Regions from separate parts of the Homo sapiens genome. Here regions 2, 3, 4, 5, 6 and 7 are each linked to region 1. The links are chromatin loops, found by intact Hi-C in ENCODE. Cell type or tissue: ascending aorta. All regions are shown on one strand. Region 1 has its middle 41 kb from the start of LINC02411. Region 2 has its middle 41 kb from the start of LINC02375. Region 3 overlaps LOC107984449. Region 4 holds the start of LOC105370067 (a long non-coding RNA gene). Region 5 has its middle 42 kb from the start of LINC02441. Region 6 overlaps LINC02376 (long intergenic non-protein coding RNA 2376). Region 7 overlaps LINC00508 (long intergenic non-protein coding RNA 508).

What was found. Hi-C counts contacts between places; a loop is a spot of excess contacts. Peaks named below come from ENCODE experiments on the same cell type or tissue, not always from the same donor. Only the 100,000 strongest peaks of a DNase experiment are listed, where the experiment ranks them.
Region 2: a loop joins it to region 1, with 11 times the contacts of the local background. A loop is called at or near these places in 11 of 110 quality-filtered maps.
Region 3: a loop joins it to region 1, with 19 times the contacts of the local background. A loop is called at or near these places in 24 of 110 quality-filtered maps.
Region 4: it touches region 1 in a loop (2.3-fold over the local background); 8 of 110 quality-filtered maps call a loop at or near these places.
Region 5: it touches region 1 in a loop (4-fold over the local background); 13 of 110 quality-filtered maps call a loop at or near these places.
Region 6: it touches region 1 in a loop (5-fold over the local background); 8 of 110 quality-filtered maps call a loop at or near these places.
Region 7: a loop joins it to region 1, with 5 times the contacts of the local background. A loop is called at or near these places in 26 of 110 quality-filtered maps.

What each region holds. Positions count from the first base shown.
Region 1 is chr12:127,675,716-127,679,715 of GRCh38, forward strand. No RefSeq gene overlaps it. Among named protein-coding and RNA genes, the nearest start is that of LINC02411, 41 kb to the left of the region's middle. In ascending aorta, a CTCF peak has its summit at 2,035 (motif pointing left); a DNase peak (open chromatin) is centred at 2,036; H3K27ac peaks cover 434 bases.
Region 2 is chr12:127,379,069-127,383,068 of GRCh38, forward strand. No RefSeq gene overlaps it. Among named protein-coding and RNA genes, the nearest start is that of LINC02375, 41 kb to the left of the region's middle. RefSeq lists a silencer at 2,096-2,205. In ascending aorta, a CTCF peak has its summit at 2,193 (motif pointing left); a DNase peak (open chromatin) is centred at 2,143; H3K4me3 peaks cover 614 bases.
Region 3 is chr12:127,106,706-127,110,705 of GRCh38, forward strand. The region is part of intron 1 of LOC107984449; the gene reads left to right. Among named protein-coding and RNA genes, the nearest start is that of LINC02405, 48 kb to the left of the region's middle. In ascending aorta, a CTCF peak has its summit at 2,074 (motif pointing right); a DNase peak (open chromatin) is centred at 2,116.
Region 4 is chr12:127,483,980-127,487,979 of GRCh38, forward strand. LOC105370067 (a long non-coding RNA gene) reads left to right here and starts at 549. Exons shown (of 4, transcript XR_945528.4): 1 at 549-3,167. In ascending aorta, no CTCF peak of the experiment used is centred here; a DNase peak (open chromatin) is centred at 1,786.
Region 5 is chr12:128,067,429-128,071,428 of GRCh38, forward strand. No RefSeq gene overlaps it. Among named protein-coding and RNA genes, the nearest start is that of LINC02441, 42 kb to the left of the region's middle. In ascending aorta, a CTCF peak has its summit at 2,182 (motif pointing left); no DNase peak of the experiment used is centred here; H3K27ac peaks cover 367 bases.
Region 6 is chr12:127,278,873-127,282,872 of GRCh38, forward strand. All of the region lies in intron 2 of LINC02376 (long intergenic non-protein coding RNA 2376), which reads right to left. Among named protein-coding and RNA genes, the nearest start is that of LINC02376, 3.4 kb to the right of the region's middle. RefSeq lists a silencer at 2,003-2,062. In ascending aorta, a CTCF peak has its summit at 2,010 (motif pointing right); a DNase peak (open chromatin) is centred at 2,006.
Region 7 is chr12:127,924,079-127,928,078 of GRCh38, forward strand. The region is part of intron 3 of LINC00508 (long intergenic non-protein coding RNA 508); the gene reads right to left. The region is part of intron 1 of LINC00507 (long intergenic non-protein coding RNA 507); the gene reads left to right. Among named protein-coding and RNA genes, the nearest start is that of LINC00507, 11 kb to the left of the region's middle. In ascending aorta, a CTCF peak has its summit at 2,125 (motif pointing left); a DNase peak (open chromatin) is centred at 2,113; H3K27ac peaks cover 756 bases.

The DNA.
Region 1 (4,000 bases):
ATGTGCAGATCGCCCCCAATGCAGCCACCTCTCCCTCCACCCTCCCGCCAGGGGAGCAGCCTCAAACACTGTTAAGTTTTTCCAAATAAGCGTTCAAGGCCCATCCTTGCTTTTCACGAACTCCACTTCGCACATATCAAAGTCTCTGAGTGGTTGTCTTAAAATCCTTCTCTCTTGACCTGGGGTGAGGATGAGGTCCTCTCCATGCCTCCCTACGAGGCACAGGGAAATAGAAACATCAGTGACAACCTGACATAAGGAAGTCCTCTCCCTTGCCCTCTCCAATCTCAAAGCCTCTCTTGGAATCTATGCGGGTGATGATGAACACTGCAGCTTTCTTCTCTCAGTCTCTTGGCATGTCTGGGAGAGATGGTCTGGTGCAGGGCTTGGCACACTTTTCTGTAAAGGACTAGGTAGCAAATATTGCAGACGTTGCAGGCCAGATGGTCTCTGTCACCATGACTCAACTCTGCCAAAGCAGCTGTGAACACCGTCACAGAGCCACAGCCCAGGACTGGAGGAAGGTGAGCGACGGTTAGGAAAGAACTGGAAAACCCGTCTTCCTTTACTGGACCAAAAAAGTGATAGATGGTGAAATAATGGTTTTATAAATAATGCAATTATTTTGGGTAATCACACAGTATGTACATTCTATACAGTATCATTTTGGCAAATACTGAATAGTATTGGGTTTAATACTATTATTATTGATTATACTATTATTTTGATTATATTGGATCAAAAAATATAAATATTTAAAATGTCTAAGACATTTAAGACAGTTTCTATCACTTATGCTGGCATTTCTCATAGATAGATATAGACATAGACATAGACATAGAGCTAGACATAGGGATCCATGTAGATACAGATCTAGGTATAGATGGATATAAATAGAGGTATGAGGGAGAGACACATACAGCCATATAATGGCTGTGTCTTGTTAAAGACTGCTTGCTTCTGTTCCCTTCAAGTTCATATGTTGAAACCCTAACCCTCATGTTAAGGTGTTCACCAAAATGTAATTGCATGAGACTTATGCCACCATCCAATGGGATGGTACTAGGAGGTGGAATCTTTGGGAGGTGACAGATCTAGATGATGTCCTAAGAACGGAGCCCCGTGATTGGATTTGTGTCCTAACAGTAAGAAGGGAAAAAACTGGAGCTTGCTTTCTCCTGCATGTGAGGATCCAGGAAGCAGGTCCCGGACATAGATCCAGGGAGTAGATCCGGGCCGTCTACAAGCCAAGAAGCCAGCCGCACAGGACGAGGCCCAGGAAACAGTCAGCAGGTCTCTACTCACTGACCCTGAAGCCTCATTGAACTAGAGACCCTGCGTTTCCAGGGTAGGTTAAATTAGACCTCCTGTATCCTTATGGCTGTCAAGGTCAGAAACAATTGCTGGGAACCTGCCACGGACACAGCTCCCAGTGACCCTCACCCTTGACAAAGACCCCAACCCATGTTTGCACTGACTCTTGTGCTATCTGTCAATTGCAAACTCCATTTTAGTTAAAGAGAGGCCTGTCTCTGCCTTGGCAATGTCCTCCACCATTTCCAAATAAATTACTGAGCATAGCAGCCCGTACTTTTGGTAAGCATTTAGCAGGATGCAAGGAGAGATGCTTGAACAATTAGCTATTAAGTTGTAGTGTTGCTTTTATGTGTTTAAAAAGGATAGTCTTTCCTAGGTTTGAATATGCGAAAATATCTGGCAAAAGATGAAAAAGCATTTTAAGACTTTACTGTCGTTTGATTCAGATAATGCCAAGATAAAGCATTTTTCCGTCTCTCAATTACTGAAAAACAGTTGTTTCTCCAAAAGAAATATCCTAGCAGTCCACATTGTTTTCTAAAGAGGGATATTAGCTTTATTTTCAGATGTTTTTCAAAGGAAATGCTTCTAACATTCTCTGAGGATTCAATGAATGTTTTCCTCTGAGCAGATATGACAGCCAAATAGTTTAGCTATTTACGCCTAAATTCAAAGACGTGCAGTGCCCTCTTGTGGACGCTATTGCAATCTCCACCAGCACTGAAGGCATCCCTGGCGTTACTGCAGGCCCAGTGGGTGGCTGGGAGACCTCCTGCAGCTGCTAGGAAGGGTCAGAGCCTGTTACAATCCTTTAACCCCAAAGATGCACGCGCGCGCACACACACAGACCACACACACACACACAACTTAGAGTACAAAAAGTCAAATACTCACAGTTCCTAATTCACTTTCCTACAAGAACTAAAGTCAGGTTGTGCACGAAAATACTACTTATTGCATGAGAGTTACACCTCCAGAAGTCAAAGACCTACAATGAATATCTTTTTGCTGAATTAAGCAAGGTAAATTCCACTCGCAACTTTCTGTGACTCCAAGACTCTTCTTAGCTATTTCTGTGAACTCTGCTCATTTCTCTGTAATAGCTTTAATTCTTTGATCATATTGAAACGATTGCTGGCAATGCACTGTCACTGGAGAAGAGTAAATGAAGTCAGGATTATCAAAACCAGTAATTAGAGGCAAATTCATTTTTATGTGCTTGGCAAACCTTGCCATTTGATAGAATTAAGTATCTTGTCACATGTGAAATCAATAATTATAAATGATGGATTATTTGCAAGAAAGCAGAAAAAAAGTAGCTTCTAGGCCTGCTTCCAAAGTTAGAATAAATGTATAAATGAGTTAATATTGACCAATTATATATGAAGTCTGATAAATGTTTCAGCACTGCTGGAGGCAGAGAATTTATTAGACTAAGTAATGTAAAATATAATGAAATAGATTAAGTATTTTTTTAATGAAATAATGGTACCCATTAGATCTGATGACTCTAATCTTAATGCAAATTAGCCTGGTTATAGACATTCTTGCCCTGAATTGTAGATGGTGTGTTTAAATTCTCATGCTGAGAACCACCTCAAATCCCCAATTAAAAGAGCTACTAATTATGATAAACTAGACTTAGGAGAGTGGTTACGTCTGAGTGGAGAGGGACAGTTTGGGAAGTTTGGGAAGAGTATCCAGCTGGCTTCAATGGTATTTGTATTTTCTTCTTAAAATCAGCATTGATGTGTTAGTCTAGGTCTTTAGAGAACAGAAAGCAAGTTGGGATTAGACATGCAGGAGTTGTATTAGGAGAAACACTCTTGAGAGAAAATAGGCAGGGAGTCAGGGGAGATGGGAAGAGCCATCCAACCACAAAGCAGGTCCAGTTGTCTGGGAAGGAAAGAGGGGTGGCATGGTGGGCAGGAGAGTCTCAGACAGCTGTGGAGTTTGAAATATTTAGAAAAGTCAGCATGGAAGCCCCAAACCAAAGTCTCCGTCAAAGAAGGCCCAGTCTCTTGGGGTAGTGTGCCTTAGGGAGCCCGTGGGGCATCATGGCTGGGGTCACCCCTGGGAGGTGTGGTCTCAGCACAAACCTAGTGGTGAGGTCCAGAGGGCAGCAGCCTGGGTCACTGGTCCATTGTCGCACTCGGACATCCGAGTCTCCTCTCGCAGACACCACAACCCACCCTCTCCACCTTGCAGCCCTTTGCTTCCCATACATCTTGGGAGCATCTTCTCTGCAGTCCCCACAGGGCCTTCCTTCACGAGAGGAAGCTTAGAAGAGGGACATTTGTGGCAGGAATTATAGCCCCAATAACTGTAGTTGATCTCAGAGCTGCAACTGCATCCTCTCCCTCCTGCACAATCCATTCTGAATCCTGTCACTCTCAGCTATCTCTTGGGCAGGCCTTGGTGTCTCACTGCAGTCTGAGCAGAACCTTTAGGCTGGGGTTGCTGCCTTTGCCCACTCACTGTAACAGTGGGGTGGGGGAGCATCAGGAGGCATCCATGCAGGTCACACGAGCTCCACGTCCACGCCTTCCTGCCCCTGCATAAATGCAGCCCTATGTCACCTCCTGGTAGGTGTCACTAATCAGTAGACACTCTTGCCAATACAGGAGACCCTCTCCTTTCCTGCTGATCCCTGGTGAATTCAGTGGAGTTATAAAAGGGACCA
Region 2 (4,000 bases), 300 kb before region 1:
TTTGAAAGAACGTGAGGAACACTACGGACTAATCACTGCATCTCATCTGTCCTCTAGATCACATTGAAATGAGAATAAATGAACAGAAAGTTGTGATCTCGCAACAACATAGGGCTATCAGCAGATAAAAGATGCCAATCATCTCTGAGGATGGAAAGAATCAGATGGCCTGTTAGTGACCAACGGAACGAGAAAGAGAAGCCTAGCATAGTTCCCCAGCAGAGAAACAACGATAGCAGAAGGGGGGAATTAGGATCTATAAGAGGTTACCCATGTCACAAACTCGGCCACGAAAAAAATGACAAAACTAACGAATATCTAACAGGAGAAGTGGGTGAAGTCTCAGAGTGCCATTTCTTGCACTTGCAAAACAGGAAGTCAATCCTACGGGCTAAAATTGTGTCATGAAAGGAACAGAAAGGAGAGGTTACGGCGGTGGAGGTGCTAGTAGCCACAGCAGTGAGAGCAGCCACTGTGGTCATAATAATGACTTAATTGTGCCACACCTTGATCTACTTTTTATTCAAGCTTTTTTTCCCCTCAGTATTACCAGGGTATTTTAAAAATTAAAAATATATCATTGTCAGTTAATATGTTTTCTGGGGGATTTTTGGTATTTTTTCAACATTATTGAGGTATAATTCACAAGGTGCGGTGGCTCACGCCTATAATCGCAGCACTTTGGGAGACGGAGGCAAGTGGATCACCTGAGGTCCGGAGTTCGAGACCAGCCTGACTAACGTGGAGAAACCCCATGCCTACTAAAAAAATACAAAATTAGCCAGGCGTGGTGGCGCATGCCTGTAATCCCAGCTACTCTAGAGGCTGAGGCAGGAGAATCACTTGAATCCAGGAGGCGGAGGTCGCGGTGAGCCGAGTCATGCCATTGCACTCCAGCCTGGGCAACAAGAGTGAAACTCCATCTCAAGAAAAAAAAAAAAAGTTGTACATATTTAAAATGTACAATGTGATGTTTTGATAAACATTTACACTGTGAAATGATTAAGACAATTAAGCTGACATGTCCATCAACTCATATATTAATAGTTAATTTTTTTGTTTTTTGTGTGGTGGGAATACTTAAGCTCTACTCTCTTAGTAAATTTCAAATAAACAACATGTTATTAACTACAGGCACCATGTTGTTCATTAGGTCTTCAGAACTTACTCATTTTGTAACTGCAAGTCTGCACCGTTTGGCCACTAACTCCCCTTTTTTCCCCATCCCACGACCTCTGGTAACCACTCCTCCACCGTTTCCATGAGTTTGACTTTTTAGATTTCACATAGAGGTGAGATTATGCAGTATTCGTCTTTCTTTCTTTGGCTTATTTCACTTAATATAATGTCCTCCGGGTTCATCCATGTTGTCTCAAATAGCAGATTTCTTTCTTTTTTTTAAAGGCTGAATAATGTAAATTGATACAGCCATTATGGGAAGCAGGATGAATGTTCCTCTAGAAATTAGAAATAGCACTACCATATGATTTCCCATTCCCACTTCTAGTTATATATCCAAAGGAAAGAAAATCACCATCTCAAAGCGATCTCAGTACTCACATGTTCCTTGCAGAATTATTCACAAGAAATAGAAATGACCGATGTGCCCGTGGACGGATTAGTGGTAAAGAAAATGTGATCACACACACAGACACGCACACACACACACACACCATATACAATGGAATACTCTATTTTTAATGAAACACATCAACTCTACTTTGGATTTTTTGTCTTCTTATAATCATAAATAAAAACGAACACTTTCACAAATAGAATACAACTTATAGAGTAGGATTTCATTGTTATAATGTCCACGTGTCAGTTACTTATCCATGCGTCTAATGGTCGTATTGGAGGGCGCTGCGCTTAGAATTTTTTTCTTCCTAAGTTTAATAATGTTATAACGAGCATGCATCATTTTAAATAAAAGTAATAAAGCCTCTTAAGATTTTGGCTGAAGCAGGTTGCCAGGAGCCAGGGGTCAGGGGCTGCGCTGAGCGCTGGCTCGGGCTGCAGGAGGGAGGCTTCATTTGCTCACACTCAGGTGGAAACCGGGAAGGCCTGGAAATCGCAGGTCCTGAGGACGCGGCGAGTTCACGGAGAGGACCTGCCGGGCAGGGGCTCTGGGAGCCTCCGCGGGGAGGGGAGGGCGCGCGGCCGGCGCGGCCACAACCCGGTCTGCGGCGCCATCTAGCGGGCGCGCCGGGACCGTCGCCCACTAGGCCCTTTTCCGGAGGAGAAGCTGATGCCAATCAAAACGCCATCTCTACTCCTTGTCAAAGTCAAGTCATTTAGCGAAAGGCCTAATGAGCTCTGCAATCAGCTACGCAAGAAAAAGGAGTGTTTAGGAACATTCCCTAGCTGTTTCTCTCAGGCGGGGATGATGTGCATCTGGAGTGCCCTGGGATAAGGGGTGGGAGGCAGGGCAGAGAGGCTGTAATAGACACGTCTCTCCTAATGGTCAGGGACCAAGCCACCCTTCTCATTAAATCATTTCAATTTCACCACTACTCTTGAGCTCCTCCTTTTTAAGCACACTGAAATCCTAATTTTACAAAAGTTGCTGTCATTTATAATATACTTGTATCATACTGTACATACATAATTTCCTCACTTAACCCTCAAAATAATTGTTCTGGGAATTCTATTACCCATTTTGCAGGAAAAAAAAAAAAAGGCCAAGACTCCAGAAAGCTGAGGATCAGGTCTGAGATCATAAGGCTTAAGTAACAGGTGAGGCAAGATTTAAACCAAGAGATCTTGACCTCACTTAACCACAAGCATTTCCACATTTCTCCTGCTGTGGAGAAGAGATTGTTCCTTATTGAACGATACAGAAGGAGAGAAATACGTTGGGGGCAAGGGTTCAGGCTTGGCATTTCTTAGCAGAATCTCAGAATTAAAGGAGACTGCGGTGCAATTCGGGAGCAAGTTGAGCTCTTTCACTGCTCATAAACACGTGCTTATTTATGACTCGGCACTGTGATTCAGTAATCTAGTTCACCTGTCAACAGTAAAGGTGACTTTTTAAAGAAAGTTACTGCTTCAGAATACAGAATTCTGATTATTTTACCACCTTTAAGGAGGTGTAAAACAGCAGCATAAAATCCTTCACATCATTGTCCTCAATTTTGTGATTCAGGGCTTATCACCCAACGAAGCAGAACAATTCCAGGGCAGAAGTCTCTGATGGATGTGCCACACGACAGCTGGTTTTTGTGTGTGTGTGTGAGATGGGTCATAAATATTAATGGTATTGACAGAGTCTAAAAAATTTGTCATTTCACATCCCTGCCATTGAAGCACCCGGAATTCCACAACTTTGTTGCTCTGACTGACAACCACCCCTGTTTCTTTCCTGAATTCTCTTAGTTGGGTCTATTTTTCCCTTTCACCTTCAGAAATTATACATCAGCAAAGGTTTTCCCAAATAGTTGCAGGTCAACTGAACCAAACATCTTAAGGTTTTTTCCCTTTTTCTTTTCTACTTAGCTGATGTCAACCTGCATTCTGGGATCAATTCTTTTGGGCATATATATATATATATATATATATAACTTTTTTTTTTTTGAGAGAGGGAGTTGGGCTCTGTCAACCCAGGCTGGAGTGCAATGGCGTGATCTCAACTCACTGCAACCTCTGCCTCCCGGGTTCAAGTGATCCTCCCGCCTCAGCCTCCCGAGTAGCTGGGATTACCGTTGCATCACCACACCCGACTAATTTTTGTATTTTTTTATAGAGACGGGGTTTCACTATGTTGGCCAGGCTGGTCTCGAACTCCTGACCTCACGTGATCCGCCCGCCTCCGCCTCCCAAAGTGCCGAGATTACAGGCATGTGCCACTGCACCGGGCTGCCTCTATATTTTTGAATGTGCGTTAGGAAATGGTGTAACATCTGATCCCTGTTGTGGGAACAGTTTGGTAATCGGTTCCCTGGAAGGGCTCACTGGTGCTCGTGTGTGTTACCTGTGAGTAGTTGAATTGTATTGGATCCCA
Region 3 (4,000 bases), 570 kb before region 1:
GGAAGTTTGGAGAAATGTCTGAATTTCTGGGACTCAATTGCAGCACTTGCTTAACAATAAACATTGCCTTCTTTTCTGTGTCTTTTCCCATGCTGAGGTATCTCTGGGGATTGGGGTATGTTACTGAGACTTTGGCATTGCTGAGTTTTTTCTATGCTGTTTCCAGGATCCTTTTATGCTCATGTTGCATTTGTGTGTGTGATAGTGTAGTAGATGGGCAGCCAGGGCTAAGTCAACACATTTATTTCAGTTTCTTCATTTCAGAGACAGTCTTTTATTTGAACAATGAAAAGTAAATAGAAACCAGGCAACTTTTTTGGAGCCACATTAATATATTTTTTCTCATGAGGTTTCATTGTGAGTCTAATAACTGTGTAGAGATTCACGACTCCAGCAATTAGCTTCTGGATATTTCTTTCAATCTGATAGTGTAGTTTGCCTGGCAGTCAGATCGATAGCTTGGGGGTTGAATGCAGCCTTCAATTACTTCTACCTGAAGACCTGATCTTCAATTCTACAGTGCTGATTAGTGTATGTATTTCATTAGAACATTAGTGCTTAAAATTCACATTCATCACGGCAGTGCCTGGCTGTCCACAGGTTAAGAAGGGGAACGGAAGGCAAAGCTTAGAAAGAAACCCTTATCTTGACTTGACTTGAGTCCACATCTCTCAACTGTCTTCCATGTTTTTTTTTTTTTTTGTTTTGTTTTTGAAATGGCGTCTCGCTCTGTCACCCAGGCTGGAGTGCAGTGGCGTGATCTTAGCTCACTGCAAGCTCTGCCTTCTGGGTTCACGCCATTCTCCTGCCTCAGCCTCCCAAGTAACTGGGACTACAGGCACCTGCCCCCAAGCCCAGCTAGTTTTTGTATGTTTAGCAGAGACAGGGTTTCACCATGTTAGCCAGAATGGTCTGGATCTCCTGACCCCATGATCCACCTGCCTCGGCATCCCAAAGTGCTGGAATTACAGGTGTGAGCCACTACCCCTGGCCCTTCCATGGTTTTCAATACATCCATCTGATCACTGATATTTAAGTCCCACAATACATTCTCCGTGGAGTTGCTGGAGGGATCACTTAGAAAAATAAATCAAGCATCATCTCTCCTCCGCTTGAAACCCTCCAGAGCCTTCTCCTTTTGATTAGAACAAAATTCAAACACCAGCCTCGGGGCATGAGCTGACTTGTTCTTTCATCTTGTATCACCATCTTCCCCTTTGCTCCTTACCTCTCAGTACACTGGCATCTTCATGTGTGCCAACCACAATGAGTCATTTTAGACTGGGATTAGAACAAAACTTCAATGACAGCCCAGCTCCCCTCTCAGCACTTAAGTCTTCTGGGCACAGGTGTAACATTTTACTTTCTTTTTTCTCTTTTCTGGCATGTTTCCTACTCTTGTACCTTACACAAGTTTTCTAAATTCAGAATACAAGTGGAATACGGCGTGTAGTAAAATTGCCCTTGAAAACCTCTTAGAATAACTCTAAAGTATATGGTGCAAAGGGTTTTGTTGCATACATAAGATGTTCCCTGTAATAACTATGCCTCATGAGGGATGAAAGTTACCAAGATACAACAAAGAAAACAGAAAAGCTACAAGCAGACATTTGTAAAATCAAACCATTCTTCCTTTCACATCACTATCAAATCTTTAGCTGTCAATGAGTGATGGTAAAAATCCCCAGGAGTCTCAGCCTGCTTTCAGGATTTACTTATTTTCCTTTAACACTTTTAGAGCCTAAGTACATGTTCATAGATTTCCTTGTTGTTAGTATTAAATGAGATCCCAGGGTAACACCTCACCCACGGATTAAGTATTCATTCCAGCTAATAAATGCACTTGTGATGTTGCAATACGCTCTATAGAAGATGCTCAACACAGGTGGAGCAGGAAGTTTTGGCCAAACATCAGGATTTTCAAAATAAAGTAACAGACCAAAATGCAGATTTTCAAAGGAATGTCTGAAAATTTGTTCAATAATGCCTAATGCTCTTCAACCTTTTTAAAAACATAAAAAATGTCAGGAGGAGGGAGCAGATGGGGAAATCATGGGTTTCAAAAGAGAGGAGATATTACCACCAGGTGGCAGGAGCGCACCCGTGGTTATCCACTGAACTCTAGCATAGCTACAGACAGAGGAGGTCCCTCACAGCACCAGCTGGTCCAGAGGCTGTGGTGTGTGGCCCATCACCCAGATAAAAAGGAGGAGAAGGGAACTCCTGGGTTAGGTGAGACTCACCTGTCCAGGTGATGTTGTCCTGCAGCCCAGTAGGGAGTCTCTGGGTCAGAGACCTCCAAAGGGCAAGAGCCATCTGGTGGGCTTTAGAGCTCCTAAGTTTGTCGTTATCTATGACTAGCAGATGTTGGATGCAGTTTGCAACGTATACAAAGCAGGACAGTTCTAAATGGTTAAATACCAGCTATGTTGGAAACAGTTGGATGCGTAAAAATTTGAATCTGGCTCTGGTATGCTTTTAAATGCTAATGTGTCCCAGGCTGCTGTGAAGATGGACACAACCTAGGGGCCAATATCCAGATGCCATTGTAAAAAAATGGAGGAGATTGTAAAGAAAAAAACAAACAACTCCTCGATGAGCTCTGTAGTTCCTAAAGTGGGGAGAAAGGGGAGATGCTACTTGCTTTATTTACTGCTTGATGGACCCTTGAAGAGCTCGAAACAGGAAGACACCATGGATTGTGATATGATCCCTGCCCCAGAGATATGCAGGTCTTAAGGAGGCCTCGTTACCTGTCTGGTGGCAGAGCTGTCTGGGGGCTGCTCTGTGAGGAGAGACCTGGGTGCTCAGAGTGCCCCAAAACTAAGAAGGCCATGTGTACCTGTACTCCAGGTGTGCCCAGTTCTAAGGAAGCTAGGTCTCTTATTGCCCAAATAGGGAGACTTTTGAAAGTGAACAGGAGAATATTAATAATTATGCCAAGACACCAGAAATTGCCTGAGACAGTTTTGGGAAAACTGGAATGGATGTCACCCTACACATGCAGCATGGAAAACCAAGCTGGAGCCTTTGTGAGCGAGCATCTATGTGGGGTGGTTGGCAGGATGAATAGAAGCAGGCAAGGAATTGGGGGCAGTAAAAGCAAATTATTCCTGAACCAGAGGAATTATCACTGGGGTCCAGCAGGGAACCATTGAGAAATATGTGAAAGTACCCATAAGAGAAAGCAGCAGCCTCTACTAAGGCCAGAGAGTAAAGCCAGCTTGGGAAGTTAGTGATGCCTCTAGGATCTTTACTGTCCCCTCCCTCTTTTCTCTCTTATTCAACCCCTGGAAGGTGTGAAACTGACGGACAGGCTGATGGAAGGGTGGGTGTGGGAAGAGAAGAAAGAGAGAATGGTTATCTTAATAAATGCTGAAAAACACACATCATTGACCAAAAAAATGTTGAGAAAATAAAAATGGTGGGTATAGACTTTAATTTTTTTTTTTTTTTGAGACAGAGTCTCGCTCTGTCATGCAGGCTGGAGTGCAGTGGTGTGATCTTGGCTCACTGCAATCTCTGCCTCCCGGGTTCAAGCGATTCTCCTGCCTCAGCCTCCCAAGTAGCTGGGACTACAGGTGCGCACCACCACACCTGACTAATTTTTTTATTTTTAGTAGAGACAGGGTTTCACCATGTTGGCCTGGCTGGTCTTGAACTCCTGACCTCGTGATCCACCTGCCTTGGCCTACCGAAGTGCTGTGATTACAAACATGAGCCACCGCGCCCAGCCATAGACTTTAATATTAAAAGCCAATAGTTTACATAATGAGGGGACCCTAGAAGGACCTCCACCAAGATCATTAACAAAGCAAGAATATGAACAAATTTCACTATTATTTCACAATGTTCTTGAGGAACTAGTTAGGGCAATTAGACAAAAGGAAACAATTTGGACATAAAGACTGAGATGAAGATATAAAACTCCATAAGCAGAGAACCTGATCATACATCTAGAGGATCAATGATAAAACTAACAAAAACACTACAGGATTTC
Region 4 (4,000 bases), 190 kb before region 1:
AAGCCCTTGAAGGCGTCCAGGTCCATCTCAAGGGCCTGAGGGCCTTTGGAATTATAGTCCCTTGTCAGTCTCCATGGAACGCTCCCCTCCTACCTGTTCCCAAGCCAGGGACCAAGGACTACAGGCTGGTACAGGGTTTCTGCATGGTCAACCAAGCTACAGTGACTTTGCACCCAACAGTACCTAACCCGTACATGTTGTTGGGTTTGCTGCCAGCCGAAGACAGCCGGTCCACCTGCTTGGACTTGAAAGATGCTTTCTTTAGCATCAGACTAGCCCCTGAGAGCCAAAAACTGTTTGCCTTTCAGTGGGAGGATCCGGGGTCAGGTGTCACCACTCAGTACACTTGGACCTGACTCCGCCAAGGGTTCAAGAACTCCCTCACCATCTTTGGGGAGGCACTGGCTCAAGACCTCCAGAAGTTTCCCAGCAGAGACCTAGGCTGCGTGCTGCTCCAGTACATCGATGACCCCCTGCTGGGACACCCCACGGCATTCGGGTGTGCCAAGGGAACAGATACCCTGCTCTGGCACCTGGAGGACTGTGGGTATAAGGTGTCCAAGAAGAAAGCTCAGATCTGCAAACAGCAAGTATGTTACCTGGGATTTACTATCTGACAGGGAGAGTGCAGCCTGGGATCAGAAAGAAAGCAAGTCATTTGCAACCTGCTGGAGCCTAAGACCAGAAGGCAGGTGAAAGAATTCTTAGGAGCTGTAGGGTTCTGCAGGTTGTGGATCCCAAACTTTGCAGTATTGGCTAAGGGCCTATACGGAGTCACAAAGCGGGGAGACAAGGAACCTTTCAAATGGGGGTCCTGACAGCAGTGAGCTTTTCATGAGTTAAAAGAAAATCTCATGTTGGTCCCAGCCCTGCGGCTACCTGACCTGACGAAACCTTTTACACTGTATGTGTCAAAGAGAGAAAAAATGGTGTTTGGAGTTTTGACCCAGACTGTGGGGCCCTGGTCGAGGCCAGTGGCCTACCACTCCAAACAACTAGACGGGGTTTCTAAGCATTGGCCTGCATCTTTAAGGACCTTGGCAGCAACAACCCAGCTAGCACAAGAAGCGGATAAGCTAACTCTTGGGCAAAACCTAACTATAAAGGCCCCCCATGCTGTGGTGACTTTAATGAATACCAAAGGACATCAATGGCTAACGAATGCTAGACCAACTAGATACCAAAGCTTGCTCTGTGAGAATCCCCACATAACCATTGAAGTTTGCAACACCCTGAACCCTGCCACCTTGCTCCCGGTATCAGAGAGCCCAGTTGAACATAACTGTGTAGAGGTGATGGACTTAGTTTATTCTAGCAGGCCTGACATCCGAGACCATCCTTGGACATAAGTAGACTGGGAGCTGTACATGGACAGGAGCAGCTTCGTCAACCCATAAGGAGAGAGGTGTGTGGCATATGCAGCGGTAACCCTAGACACTGTCACTGAAGCCAAATCGTTACCCCAGGGCACTTCAGCCCAGAAGGCCGAACTCATTGCTTTAATTCAGGCCTTAGAGCTAAGTGAAGGTAAGACTGTAAACATTTACACTAACTCTCGGTATGCCTTTTTAACCCTCCAAATGCATGGGGCATTATACAAGGAAAAAGGCCTGTTGAACTCTGGGGGAAAAGACATAAAGTATCAGCAAGAGATCTTGCAATTATTAGAGGCAGTATGGGAGCCCCAAAGGGTGGCAGTCATGCACTGCAGAGGACACCAGTGAGCTTCCACCTCGATTGCCTTGGGGAACTCCCAAGCTGACTCAGAGGCTCGAAAGGCAGCATCCACCCCGTACTGGGTGTTAGTCACAGCCCCCCTGCTCCTTCAGTCACCTGACCTTGTGCCTACTTATTCTAAAGAAGAGAAGGACTTTCTCCAGGCAGAGGGAGGACAGGTTATAAAAGAGGGATGGATCCAGTTATTGGATGGAAGAATAGCTGTGTCACAGCTGCTAGGGGCTGCAATTGTACTGGCTTGCATAAGACCACCCACCTAGGCGAAGAGTCATTTGAAAAGTTGTTAGGCTGGTACTTCTACATCTCACATCTGTCAGCCCTTGCCAAAACAGTGGCGCAGCAGTGTGTCACCTGCTGGCAGCACAATGCTAGGCAAGGTCCAAAAGTCCTGCCCAGCATACAGGCTTGTGGAGCAGCCCCCTTTGAAGATCTCCAAGTAGACTTCACCAAGACGCCCAAATGTGGAGGTAACAAGTATTTGCTAGTTCTAGCGTGTACATACTCTGGGTGGGTGGAGGCCTATCCAACACGAACTGAGAAAGCTCATGAAGTAACCCATGTGCTTCTCTGTGATCTCATTCCTAGGTTTGGACTGCCCTTACCAATTGGCTCAGACAACGGGCCGGCATTTGTGGCTGACTTGGTACAGAAGACAGCAATGGTATAGGGGATCACATGGAAACTACATACCACCTATCGACCACAAAGTTCTGGAAAGGTGGACCGGATGAATCGGACTATCAAAAATAGTTTAGGGAAAGTGTGTCAAGAAACAGGATTAAAGTGGGTACAAGCTCTCCCTGTGGTATTGTTTAAGATTAGATGTACCCTTTCTAAAAGAACAGGATATTCCCCTTATGAAATATTATATCATAGCCCCCTCCCACACTACAGGGACTCCCAGGCACTCCGCAAGAGCTAGGTGAAATTGAGTTACAGTGATAGCTACAGGCTTTAGGGAAGATAACAACAAAAAATTTCAGCCTGGGTAAGTGAGAGGTGCCCCATCAGCTTACTCTCCCCAGTTCACCCTTTCTCCCCAGGTGATCGGGTGTGGATCAAGGATTCGAACGTAGCCCCCTTGCAGCCACGGTGGAAAGGACCCCAGACCGTCGTCTTGACCACTCCCACAGCCATAAAGGTAGAGGGAATCCCAGCCTGGATCCACCACAGCCACGTAAAACCTGCAGCACCTGAGACCTGGGAGGCGAGACCAAGCCCGTACAACGCCTGCAAAAAAGTAACTTTGAAGAAGACGACAAGCCCTGTTCCAGTCACACCCAGAAGCTAACTGGTCCACGCATGGCCAAAGCATGAGGAAACTCATCCTGGAACTCATTTTCCTTAAATTCTGGATTTGTACAGTAAGGACTTCAACTGACCTTCTTCAGACTGAGGACTGTTCCCAGTGTATGCATCAAGTTACTGAGGTAGGGCAAAAGGTTAAAACAGTCTTTCTGTTTTATAGTTATTATGAATACACAGGAACTCTAAAAGGAACTTGTTTATATAATGACACCCAGTATAAGGTATGCAGTCCAGAAGATGGACAACCTAGTATTCGTTATGATCCATCTGAACACCCCATGACCACAGTGTTTGAAATAAGGTTGAGGACTGGCAACTGGAGAAAAGCCAATAAGAGTAAAATAATAACTAGAACAGAAGAAAAGGGAGTCCCCAAACAAATTATCTTAAAAGTTGACACCTGTGCAGCAATCAACAGTAACCTGTATAGAAATAGAATAAGATGCGGCTCTCTAGATTGGGAAAGGAGCCATACAGTAGAAAATAAGTATGTTTGTCATGAATTAGGACTGTGTAATGATGAATGTAGTTACTGGTCCTGTGTCATTTAGGCCACCTGAAAAAAGGATGAGAAGGACCCTGTCTGCCTTCAAAAAGGAAAGAGTAACTCTTCCTGCACTAGTGGTCACTGTAATCCATTAGAACTAGTAATTACCAATCTCCTTGATCCCCGTTAGAAAACAGGAGAGTATGTAACTCTAGGAATAGATGGAACTGGACAGGATCCCTGAGTAAATATTTTAGTCCAAGGGGAGGTCCACAGGCGGTCTCCCAAACCAGTGTTTCAGACCTTTTATGAGGAGCTGAATCTGCCAGCACCAGAGCTTCCAAAAAAGGAAAAAAGAGACAAAGAACTTGTTTCTCCAGCTAGCAGAAAATGTAGTTCATTCCCTCAATGTTACTTCCTGTTATGTATGTCAGGGAACCACTACCGGAGACCAATGGCCTTGGGAAG
Region 5 (4,000 bases), 390 kb after region 1:
TGCTGGGGTTACAGGCATAAGCCACCATGCCCAGCCTCCAGAAGTGTTTTCTTAATATATGTTTTCAGCACAGGTACAGCTTAATCCTCTTTTTTTGGCTCTTGACCTCATCAGTGGAGAGGAACCATAGGAGACAGGGAACAGGGTTCTCTCCAGCAATCCATGGAAATGAAGAGTGACTGAAGGCAAAGCTCTCTGCTAGCAGGGGGGTCGTCCTCCACCTTCTCAGAGCCCCAAACATGCAAGTAACAGCCTCTGCTCTTCCCGGATCTGCGGGGACCATCTTTAAATGACAGCTCTGGTGTGGAGTGACTGGATGTATGCTGGTGGGAGGGGTGTGGGAATATCCAAACTCAGAGGTAAGAAAAGGGAGAAAAAATCTCTCCTCTCATTGGAGCCAAAGCAGAAGGTGAAAAGGTGCATTGGCGAGACTGTAACATAAGGAAAGGAAGGAGGAAGAGAAGGAAGGAAGAAAGGAGCAAGGAGGCAGAGAAAGGAGGCAAGAAAGGGTGGAAATTTTATGGCTGATCTCTCAAGGGGATATTTTAGTCCCTTTGGCAGGGAACAAACATAAAATCAAAGAATAATTTTCTCCTGGGTATACTAATTATGTGAAATGCATCGTCTCTAAAGGCTGCACCGCTAAAATTAGAAATAGAGGCATCAACAGACTTGCCCTTACAAATAGAGTCATCAATAGACTTGGCCTAATAAAGCCCCACAAACTGGGGGTCTTGAAACCACAGAAGTTCCTTGCCTCACCATTCTGGCGGCTGGAAATCCAGTATCAAGGCCGTGGGGCCACATTCCCTCTGCAGGCAGGTGCTAGGGAAGGATATACTCCCTACCTCTCTACCAGCTTCCAGTGGTCACTTTGCTTGCGGCAGCAGAACTCCAGTTTCACAGGGCGCTCTTCCTGTGTGCATGCCGGTCTCTGTGAATAAATGTTCCCTTTTGGTAGAGATGCCAATCATACTGGATTAGGGCCCAGCCTAGTGACCTTATTTTAACTTGATCATCTGCTGCCTCAGTCCAGGCTGCTAGAATAAATGTCCTAGACCGGGTGGCTAAAACAACAAATGTTCATTTCTCACAGTTCTGGAAGCTGGAAGTCCAAGATCAAGGTGCTGGCTGATTCAGTTCCTGGTAAGAACTTACTAAGACTTCCTGATTTGCAGACAGATCCTTCTTTCCTATGTCCTCACGTGGTGGAGAGCTAGATCATGTCTCTCATATATCTTCTCATTAGGGCACTAACACCCGTCATGTCGGCTCCGCCCTCATGACCTGACCACCTTCCAAAGGCCCCACTTCCTACCACCATCACATTAGAAATGAGGAGCTTTAACATATAAATTTTAGGAGGTCACATTCAGCCCATAACACTGGCATAGACCCTGTTTCCAGGTAAAGTCACATTGACATGTACTGAGGGTTAATTCTTCAGCATCTTGTATGGAGTACAATTCAACCCATAATAAGTACTGAACTCTACAAGGTATATCTTTATTCTGTGATTTTTTTTTTGAGACACAGTCTTGCTCCGTCACCCAGGCTGGAGTGCAATCATGGCTCACTGAATCCTCGACCTCCCAGGCTCAAGTGATCCTCCTGTCCCAGCCTCCCGAGTGCTTAGGACCACAGGCCCCCACTACTACGCCCAGCTAATTTTTAATTACTTTGTTTTGTAGAGATGGGGGGTCTCACTATGTCACCCAGGCTGGTGTCAAATGGAAAAAAAATAATATATACTCTTAAACATATAGCTTTCTGATATTAAGTTCAATTACTTAAATAAATTATATTAAATAAAATGTTGAAAATTAACAGCACTCCGAAAACTCTAAGTGGAATAGAATGAGGACAGGATCGAGGGTCTGGTGGTTTTAAGTCCACAACCTAAGATTCGTGTGGCCTCCAGCAGCTCAGTCAACCTAGGAACCTTCCCTTCTTTGTTAACGAAATGGAAATAACACTATTTCGCAAAGCTGCTGTGAAGATTAAACGTGGATAACGTGCCTAAAAAGTCTATGATATGGTAAACCACAGTATAACATTCCTACAATTCATAATATTACTAATCACATATTCACACTATTGATATTCCTCATAAACTGGAACTAGTAATGCTGAGGTCGGCTAGTGGTTCGAGCTCTAAGATAAAGGCATTGACTGCCACCTGGTGGCAGCGTACTGTAGTGTCAATTCTTCAACTTTCTCGCCAAGGTAAATCACCTGGTGATGATTGCTTCGTCTCCAATTCCAAACAGAAAAAATGAGAATCCATCATCGTGTAACTCCACAATTGAACCTATTAAATGTAAGTTCCAGATGTTAAGGCTATATGCTTAAGATCAAAGAAGATTTGGAGAAGGGAGTTTACCTTATTCTTCCCTAAGCCATGAAATGTGGGTGATGAAATCTGGGATGGTTAACTTTAGCCTCAGTAAATTGTCTTCTCTCCCCTTTTGCTCACAGGGCCTGGTAACAGAGTGAGTGTTTAATTAATATGTGTTCGGCGAAATAATGAAGAATGTACTATTAATAATAACAATACCTTATTTTTATTGAGCACCTAGTATATACCAGACCATTTCAAAATGGATTACTCAGGATGTGCAGACTATCTCAGTGTTCACAGGGATTGGGGCATGCAGCAAAAAGGCCCTTGCTCAGAATATCTGTAGGAGTAGATAGGAGTAAAGATTCAGGACTTAGAAACAAATCTAGAAATGGGCTTACCACGTGCATTCGCTTTAGAGATGCTTATGGACTCCCCATTAAACAGAGACAGCTGGTAAACACAACAAGCAATTGGCAAATACATTTCAGGATCAAAGCTTATAATCCTTACGGGCCATTTACATTCTCAGGTGAATCTATGCTACAAGGTAAAGATGTGTCCCACCCACACTTTGGAAAGAGGTAGGTCTCAGAGCCCAGAAATGCCTTTAATATAGGGGTTGTGAGAGTTAATAAGGTGTGCGAGCTCATAAAGACCCTTATGTTCTTAGCAATATAACTTACAGTTCCTATTTCTTTTCTTTTTCTGTTTCTTTTTTCTTTTCTTTTTCTTTCTTTGTTTTTTGTTTCTCTGAGACACGGTCACCCAGGCTGGAGTGCAGTGGCACCATCTTGACTCATTGTAACCTCTGCTTCCTGGGCTCAAGCAATCCTCCCGCCTCAGCCTCCTGAGTTGTTGGGACTACAGGCACATACCACTCTACTCAGCAAATTTTTTCGTATTTTTGGTAGAGATTGGATTTTACCATGTTGCCCAAGCAGGTCTTGAACTTCTGGACTCAAACAATCGGCCCCCCTCGGCCTCCCAAAATGTTGGCATTACAGGTGTGAGCCACCGGGCCCATGCCCAGGCCTCTCATTTATTCACACAAGAATCCCAACTGTACATATTTCCTTTAATCCCCCCAAAAGACATGTATCAGATTGCTTCTGTGATTCTTTGTTTGATTAAATTTTTTTTGCATGTGTACTCCTTAAAATTTGGAAATAACATAGGCTGATTTTTAAACCTCATTATTTAAAGACGAGGCAAAAAATATTCTAAGGTCTGCATTTTTGCTGAATTCCCTAAGAGATTTTCAGTTCCTCAGAGCAGCCGTGGAGGCATATCCAGGAGCCGATGGCTGAAAGATTTGGATGAATCTGCTGTTGCTGGAGAGTCACTAGGGGATGCCTGTTCATGCCTTCCCTGATGCTCAACTAAAGGATTTAAAATGAGCAAATTTATATTATAAAAGAAAGGAACGGGGGCCTAGGGACAACATGACCCTCACAGCTTTGACTGGCTTTTGAGTTAAACACAACGAAACCTGTAGACTCCTGCGGAGACCTATACCCACGCAGGCGACAGGGAGGGACGACGACCACAGGCACCTGACTCCTCGATTTTCTGGCCCCATGTTGGCTCCAGCAGGTGTGACCCAAAATCAACCTGAAGTTCTGTCTGCTCCTGGAAATTCACCTGCAGAGGGTCAAC
Region 6 (4,000 bases), 400 kb before region 1:
AAGGGAATGGGCTAGGTTTCAGCAACTCACTTGGGAGATGGCTGGCTCACCATTCCCCAACTCCCACCTCATTCTCTCTGCTCCTGCATCCACTTTAATGCATAATTTATGGATGCGATTAACAGAAACCAATCAAGCAAGGTATGCATTCAGTGCTGTGTTTAACAACAGATGTTTCCAGAGGTGATTATGTTAGAACAATAATACACACACACGCGCGCGCGCGCACACACACACACACACACACAGTGCCTGATCATCAGTACTGTGTTATGAGTGGTAACAAGACTGATGGCTTCACCAATAAAACTTCCAGAGCAGGAGACTTGGAGAAATGAGCTTAGTGGCTACTGTTGGTGCCAATTATCTTCTTACTGTAGAATAAGTCTTTCTCATGCTTTGTGCCTCAGTTTTTGTTTTTTACTCCCAAGAAGCTGACATCTTAGGAAATTGTTCTGGGAGAAGAGAGGCATTTTTCAGGCCATTGTAAGAGGCTTCAGGTTCCACTCGGCTCTAGGACGGGGATTCACCCCCCCTGGCTGAATTCCAGCTGCTCAGACATTACAGTGCAGCTCAGTGAGCTGCTGTGTTCTTCCAATCCTCCTACAGAGTCGCAGGGTTATTCCCGGGTAAGAAAGGTGGGTCCGAGTCCTCCCACACCACAGCATCTGCAATAGGATTCTGTGCATATGTCTACGTCACCCAGCCCTTTGGCTTCCTCATCAATAAGAGCAACTCTTGCTAGAGACCGTTGTGAAAGGTACAGGGATTCACGCAGATGAGGCATTAGGCAGAGCACCCAGCCTGAAGCAAAGTCAGCTGTGTCACTGTCATCATTTTTGGGAAGCTTCTTATAACCACTCCCTGAGTTCCCACTAGCAAGGGGAGGCAAGACCCCAACATTTTCATCCGTGATTAAACTGGCTGGAGACAGCAAGTAGAGTTCCAGCTCAGACCTCAAATTCACAAAAGACCCCAGAAGGGGGTGCTTCTGGTCCTGCACCACATTTACACTTTTGATGTTGTCTCCGAGGGAGCCTACAAGTCCACTAACAGTCATGCAGGGGCCCGGCATGGTGGCTCACATCTGTAATCCCAGCACTTTGGGAGGCTGAGGCAGGCAGTGGATGACCTAAGCCCAAGAGTTCGAGACCAGCCTGGGCAACATAGCGAGATCCCATCTCTACAAAAAAAAAAAAAAATTACAAAAACTAGCCGGGTGTGATGGTTCAGGCCTGTGGTCCCAGCTACTTGGGAGGGTGAGGTGGGAGGATCTCTTGAGCCCGGGAGGTTGAGGCTACACTGGGCAGATATCCCATCACTGCACCCCAGCCTGGGTGACAAACTGAGACCCTGTTTCAAAACAAAACAAGGGTCATGCAGAAAAGGCTGCTCAAAAACACCTTCCCGGCCACTCTACATGTGACCATCACAGGATCGAATCTCCCGTTGAAATTAGTATTCTCAACTCATCTCAACATCGGAACGTTTGCAGTTTAAAAGCATTCATTTGTTCATTGTGAGCAGCTAATACATACCACATATTTTGACATCTGATTTTGGCAATTCTTTACTTATTTGAAGGGGACCCTGAATAGAAATACAGAACAATAACCTAACGAAAACACTATTTCTGATGGCTGGTCCTCTCGTTACCACCAGGAAGCTCTGCCAGGACACTCCACTGCCGGGAGGGGTGCCTAGGAACGAAGAGCAGAGGGGCCAGTGAGGTCCTGCCACGCCCTGCTGAGTTCTACGTGCTTGCGCGCTTCTTCCTCGGGAGAGCTTCCACTGATTTAATTGGATATGGGGATGGAGAGAGGAAACAGAAACAGGGAAAGAAGTGAAAAAGGGAAGGACGGGGCGCGCGCGGCAGGGGGGCAGGCGGCCTGGTGCAGGTGCATCCCCAGGTGCGCGCCACGCCCCTGCGGGACCCGGCGGCACCGCGGTGCGTTCCCAGCCGCCGGCGCTAGAGGGCGTGTCTGCGGAAAGACTCGCTGCGCTGGCCCAGGCTCCACGAGGGGCCGACAGGGGGCGCTCTGCACAGGGACCGGAGGGAGCGGGAGCCGAACTTGCGTGAGAGGCGCGGGGCCACCCGTGCAGGTGTAGGTGGAGCCACTCTGCCAACCCCTGGGCACTGGGCAGGGCTGGAGGGAGGATTGCCCTGTGCACAGGTGGAAGACATTTCACCTCTTACAAATCCTGAGGGCGCTTTTGCTTGTTTAAGGGAGTTTGGGAGACAGTGTTGCAAAGGGTCCAGTAATAGTTGCAGAATCATTTCTCAGGATGTCTTAGAGTCAGGAATCCCTGAATTTGAATCTCAGCTCTGCCCTTCACTGTGCAATTGTGGACAAGGGAATTCACGGTCTGAACCTCAGTTCCCTCCACCCCTAAAATGGGGATAATGAGCGCGCCTAAGTCACAGGGTTGGAGTGAGGATTAAATGAGATTCTGCACCTGCAGGTAGCACACAGAGCAAGGTATCTGCTACATGATAAATCCTCAACTTTTAGCTGCCTACTCATTATTATTAATATTACTATATTTTTATGACTATGACTATATGATTACTATTACTACTTTTACTATATTATTGTGTTGATACATCAGGCTGTTTGGCCATTCTAGATGCTTAGCTGAAAAGAAAAGCTTTTTCTACTTAGAAGAGCAGTTCCCAAACTTTTTGGTCTCACAGCCCCTTTACATTCTTGAAAGTTATTCAATAATCCAAAGTGCTTTTATTTATGTGGAATTTACACCCCGTGCCACTGAATTTAAGCCCATTCAAGTCCATGTGGTTAAAATGTTTTTTTGTGAACAGAATATTTAGATAAACATTCAAGATTCCTGGCTGTTTTTCTGTTTCCTACATGAAAGAAAAAGAAAAGCCAACTTTCTCATAGGATATTCTCAGAAGGCTGTGGGGCCCCAAGAGCCCTGGGCTGGAAGGCAGGAGGCCTAGGCTCAGATTCTGACTCTGTCCTTGTCTCACTGTGTGGCCTTAAGCAAGGTGCTTGCCTCTCTGAGTCTTGGGTGTGCCATGTTCTGAGGCACATCCAGCTGTGAAAAGGCAGGTGTCTGGTTCTTTGTCATCTATTAGAAGAGTGTCATTCACACTGATGCATGGATCTGAAGGAAGGAGACCCCCACACACACATGACTTGCCAACCCAAAATCACCCCCAAAGGAGGATATGAATTCACGAAGTCCAGGTTTGACTCTAGGCTCAGCCATTACCACATGCATGACCTTGGGAAAGTCAGTCCTCATTCCTGCCCCAGGGTTCAGCTTAACTTGACAGGTAGTGGGGCGATATGATGACCTTCAAACTTGTACCTTCAGCTGGAATTTCAGACTGAACACTGTGGGGTTAGAGGTGACCAGAGGCATCTGTCAGCTGGACCTTGAGTCGAGGCCTTTTCTGGTCACCAGGGGTTGTGCTCTGACACTTAAGTTTTGTGGGGGAGACTGCACCGTATTGTTTGTTTCCAGGCTATAGTTAGCAGGAATATGCCTCCTTCCTTCCCTGGGACCCCTTCTAGGCTGAGCAAGGCCACAGTACCTCCTGGAAGGGCACTTGGTAACCTGTGACTTAGTCCACATCCTAACTCGACCACTCTTGAGCTGTGTGATGTTGATCTAACAGCCAAACCTCTCAGCCTGTCTTTCCTCAACTGCGAAATGAGGATGTTAAGTCTTCAAATTAAAGTGAGGAACATCATTCATGAAACGTCCACCACACTCCCTTGCTGTGCCAGTGCTTGAGGGGAAATATCTCACTGAGGCTTCTCAATAGTATTTATGAGTGAGGTGCTTTGATTTGTTCTATTTTACAGATGCAGAAACTGGGGCGCCGAGAGGTTAAATCACTCATCTGGAGACACACAGCCAGGGAGGATAGTAAGCAGCCAGGATCCAAGCCCACATCCATAGGACCTGAGGCTACAGTGTACCATCCCTCACCTGCTCCCCACTGTGCTTCATAACACCAGGTGCAGAG
Region 7 (4,000 bases), 250 kb after region 1:
AGGGAGATATTGTTATCCCCATTTCACAGGTGTGAAAGCTTGAGGCACTCACTAGTTATAGCAGAGCCAGGATTCTCAGCCATGTCCCTCCAGAACTAAAGTCTAGTTCTTTAAAATTCATTGTTATCTTTCCAATTAGAGGGAAAAAATGTGTAGACTGACAGGTGACTTCTCAACCAAAATAATTGAAAGTATCTCAGCAAAAATATTCTTTAAGAATGATAGTGAAATAAAGACATTTCAGACAAAGAGAAACTGTCTTTGTTACCAGAAGACCCAGATTAAAGAAAATATCAAGGGTTGTTATTCAGGAAGAATGAAATAATCCCAAATCTTGGCCAAAACACACACACACACACACACACGCACACGCACACACCCTGAACCCCAAAACAATAACAATAACAAAAAACCAAGAAGGAATTAAATCACCACAAAGGGTGAATATGCAGAATGAATAATGACCACATAAAACAGTAACACAAATACAAATAGTCATGTGAGAAATTTAATGCACACATAAACAGAATTAACATGCATGGCAAAATGACATTTAATTCAAAAAGTGCATAAATGAAGTTAAACAATTCTAAGATTTTTGCTTTTTCCTGGAAAAGAAGAAAAGCCACAATTAATGTAACCTTTAATATGTCAGTTATCCATATTGCAATCTTTAAGATAATCCCTTAGAAAGAGTAATATTATTTATAATTTCCTAATTCATAGGGAAAATATGTAAATAAACATTTTCTAATTTGGAATAAGAAAAGACAAAACAGGCAAGACAAACTGAAAAACAAAAGCAGAGTAAGCTGACAGCCCAAATATATTAAGAATTGCATTACGTATAAGGAGACTGAATCTAACAAAACAAATATAAGCATCTCTTTGGATTAAAATAAATGTATATTTATAGGAGATTCACTTCAAACAGAGACAGAGGAAGATTGAAAAAATTAGACTATGCAAGCCATACCGAAGAAAGATTTTGTGTCCAGAAAAATATCTGACAAATTAGTCTTTAAGATAAAATGTACAACTAGAGATAAAGAGACTTTATAAAAGTTTAAAATCATTGAGAAGATAGAATGATTCTCAATGTGCTTGCACCTAAATGGTTTAGCCTCAAAAGGTGGTTATTTTGGGTGACATTGATTATATGCTTCTATATGTATTCTGCTTTATGTTTTTAAATCTATGTCTATTAGTCTGTTTTCACACTACCGTAAAGATACTACCTGAGACTGGGTTATTTATAAAGGAAAGAGGTTTAATTGACTCAGTTCCACATGGCTGGGGAGGCCTCAGGAAACTTACGCTCATGGCGGAAGGCGAAGGGGAAGCAAGGACTTTCTTCACATGGTGGCAGGAGAGAGAAGTGTGAGTGCAGGAAAACTGCCATTTATAAAACCACCAGATCTCATGAGAACTCGCTCACTATCATGAGAACAGCATGGGGAAACCAGCCTCATGATCCAATCACCTCCTTCCCTTGACATGTGGGGATTACAATTTGGGATGACATTTGGGTGAGAACCCAGAGCCAAACCATATCACTGTATTTTTAATTGTTTACAATAAATATATGAGGAACTGCTATAGGATTAAATAGAAACTACTCATATTTGTTCAACGTGCAATTAACCCCTAGCGAGCACTCAATACATGGTAACTGGCATCGTCACACATATCTCCATCACCATTAACCTTTTCGTAATCGAAACAGAACAATGGTCAAATAGGAAAAAGTAGGAACTGGAGTCCTGCAGAGTCGATTGTTTTTACTATAATTTAGTCATAAAAGCAAAGCATGAGAGTCATTTGTCTCACCCGGCATTTATAAGCCATCCTCCCTGAGACATTTAGGGCTCATCAGATGCAAGTCATGGAAGATACAAAAATATAACCACTATTTAGTATTTCCATCACTGCTGTAGGCCCTGTCTTTGATCCGGTTAGGCTTAGTTGTGTTTCTAGAACTCCAAGTACCTGATCGTATCTTGGGGTCATGTGAGGGAGATTTGGCCTTGAGGAGAGGGGCTTCACAGGCCAGCTGTTTATTGTTACTCTCCCACGGAATTCAGTCCGGAGCCCAGAGCCTAGGTTTCCATGAGGAACTCCTGACATCTGCTGGCCAGTGTGCTCCTGGTCTGTACACTGCATGCTGAGAGCCAGAGAATGTTCACTCAAGACAGTACCTCTGTGTTGGGTTTTTTTAACACTTAGAAAACTTTATTATAGTGTTTATCTCAAATAAAGAATTTAAAAATTCAACTATTAAAAGGCCAGGCATTCTCTAATATTCATGAACTATAAGTAGAAATGATAAGGAAAATAAATGTCCAAACACGCAAATAACCATCAGGCTAAAGTAAGAATTAATATCCCAATTACCAGCCATTTAGGAATTAACAAAAATGGCATTGCCTGTCAAATTATAGCAAGGCAACGAAACTGCAGCCAGAGGCAGGCTCATAAGACTAAAAAACTGATAGATATTTTTTTTGTTTAGTTACATGGATAAGTTCTTTGGTGGTAATTTCTGAGCTTTTAGTGCACCCGTCACCCTAGCAGTGTACACAGCACCCAATATGTAGTCTTGTATCCCTCACTCCACCTCCCGATGTTCCCTGAGTCCCCAAAGTCCTTATGTCATCCTTATGCCTTTGCATCCTCATAGCTTAGCTCTCACTTATAAGTGAGAACATACGGTATTTGGTTTTCCATTCCTGAGTTACTTCACTTACACATTTGAGAGAAATCACAGCTCAATTCACCCTTCAGGCTCATGAGTCCAGAAGTTTTTGCGTAGCCAAATTGAAAAAAAAATGATATCTATAAAGTGAGTGGAAGCCCTAATGGGAGATTTGCATAAAGGGTAGGAGCCTGGATATTGAAGTCTGTCTCATAAACCTGTGCTCGTCTCCTAGTGGTACATCTGTATCCCAGCTAAATAACACCTTTGTGCCTCAGTTTCCTTGTCTGTGAAATGGGGCTGAAAATATGACCTACATGATAAGATTATTATGGGATGGAAGTAGTTAAGGCATATATATATATATATATATATATATATATATATATATATATATATATGTTAGAACAGTTCCTTGCAAAGAACAATTTCTTAATATGTGAGCATTGTTATTAAATCCTAAAATTGTGACTCATACAATTTAATAAAGCTACTAATCAATCTAATTTACTGCACATGTATTTTAAAAATCCCTAACAAATTATGGGGGCTATTTGCATTCTGCCAGCACTGCAGGAAGCTGCAGATAGCTCTGGAAAATAGTAAATGTGCTGTGTAGAACAACTTCTTTTATAACCTGCTTTTATTCTAAAATATGAGAAGGCCTGGGTGTAAATATGGTGAGAAGCCTTTTATTGTTCCTATTAACGTGAAAATGAGCTTGTGTAATGCACTCTGATTGTGTCTAAATCATCCCCGCTCCTGGTCAGTTTCACATCGTCTCAGACAAAGAACACTGGGCCTTCTACAGTAATCACACATTAATAGGCATGCATTAGTTGTGGCACAAAGAGCTTTTTTAGTGGATTAATTGAAAGTCTCCCTGTGCAAGCTTGAGAACCTCAGCTAGTGACATTGAACATGCACTCTTACAATTAATGATGAATAATAAAAGCTAAATAGTGTCATGGATCCCACTGCCAACATTTTGCTTAGGAAAGTCACCAGCCTGAGCCATTCTCATGTCATAACTTGGAACCCCACAGATGGGCTGAAGCATGGATCCTATATGCAAGCCAAGGAGGTTTAAACGCTGGTTCTGCTAGCTACTAGCTGTATGACCTGGTGGGAGTCAGGGGTGCTCTCTGAGGATCAGTTTCTTCATCTGCAAAATGGGAATTACAGAAAGAGTGCCAATCTCGTTCAGTCACTGTGAGGACAAAGTGAACCAGCTTGTGTGTGAATGCACCCCGTAGAACCTGGCATGTAAAGAGTGCAAAGTAAGTGTTAGTTATTATTATTATT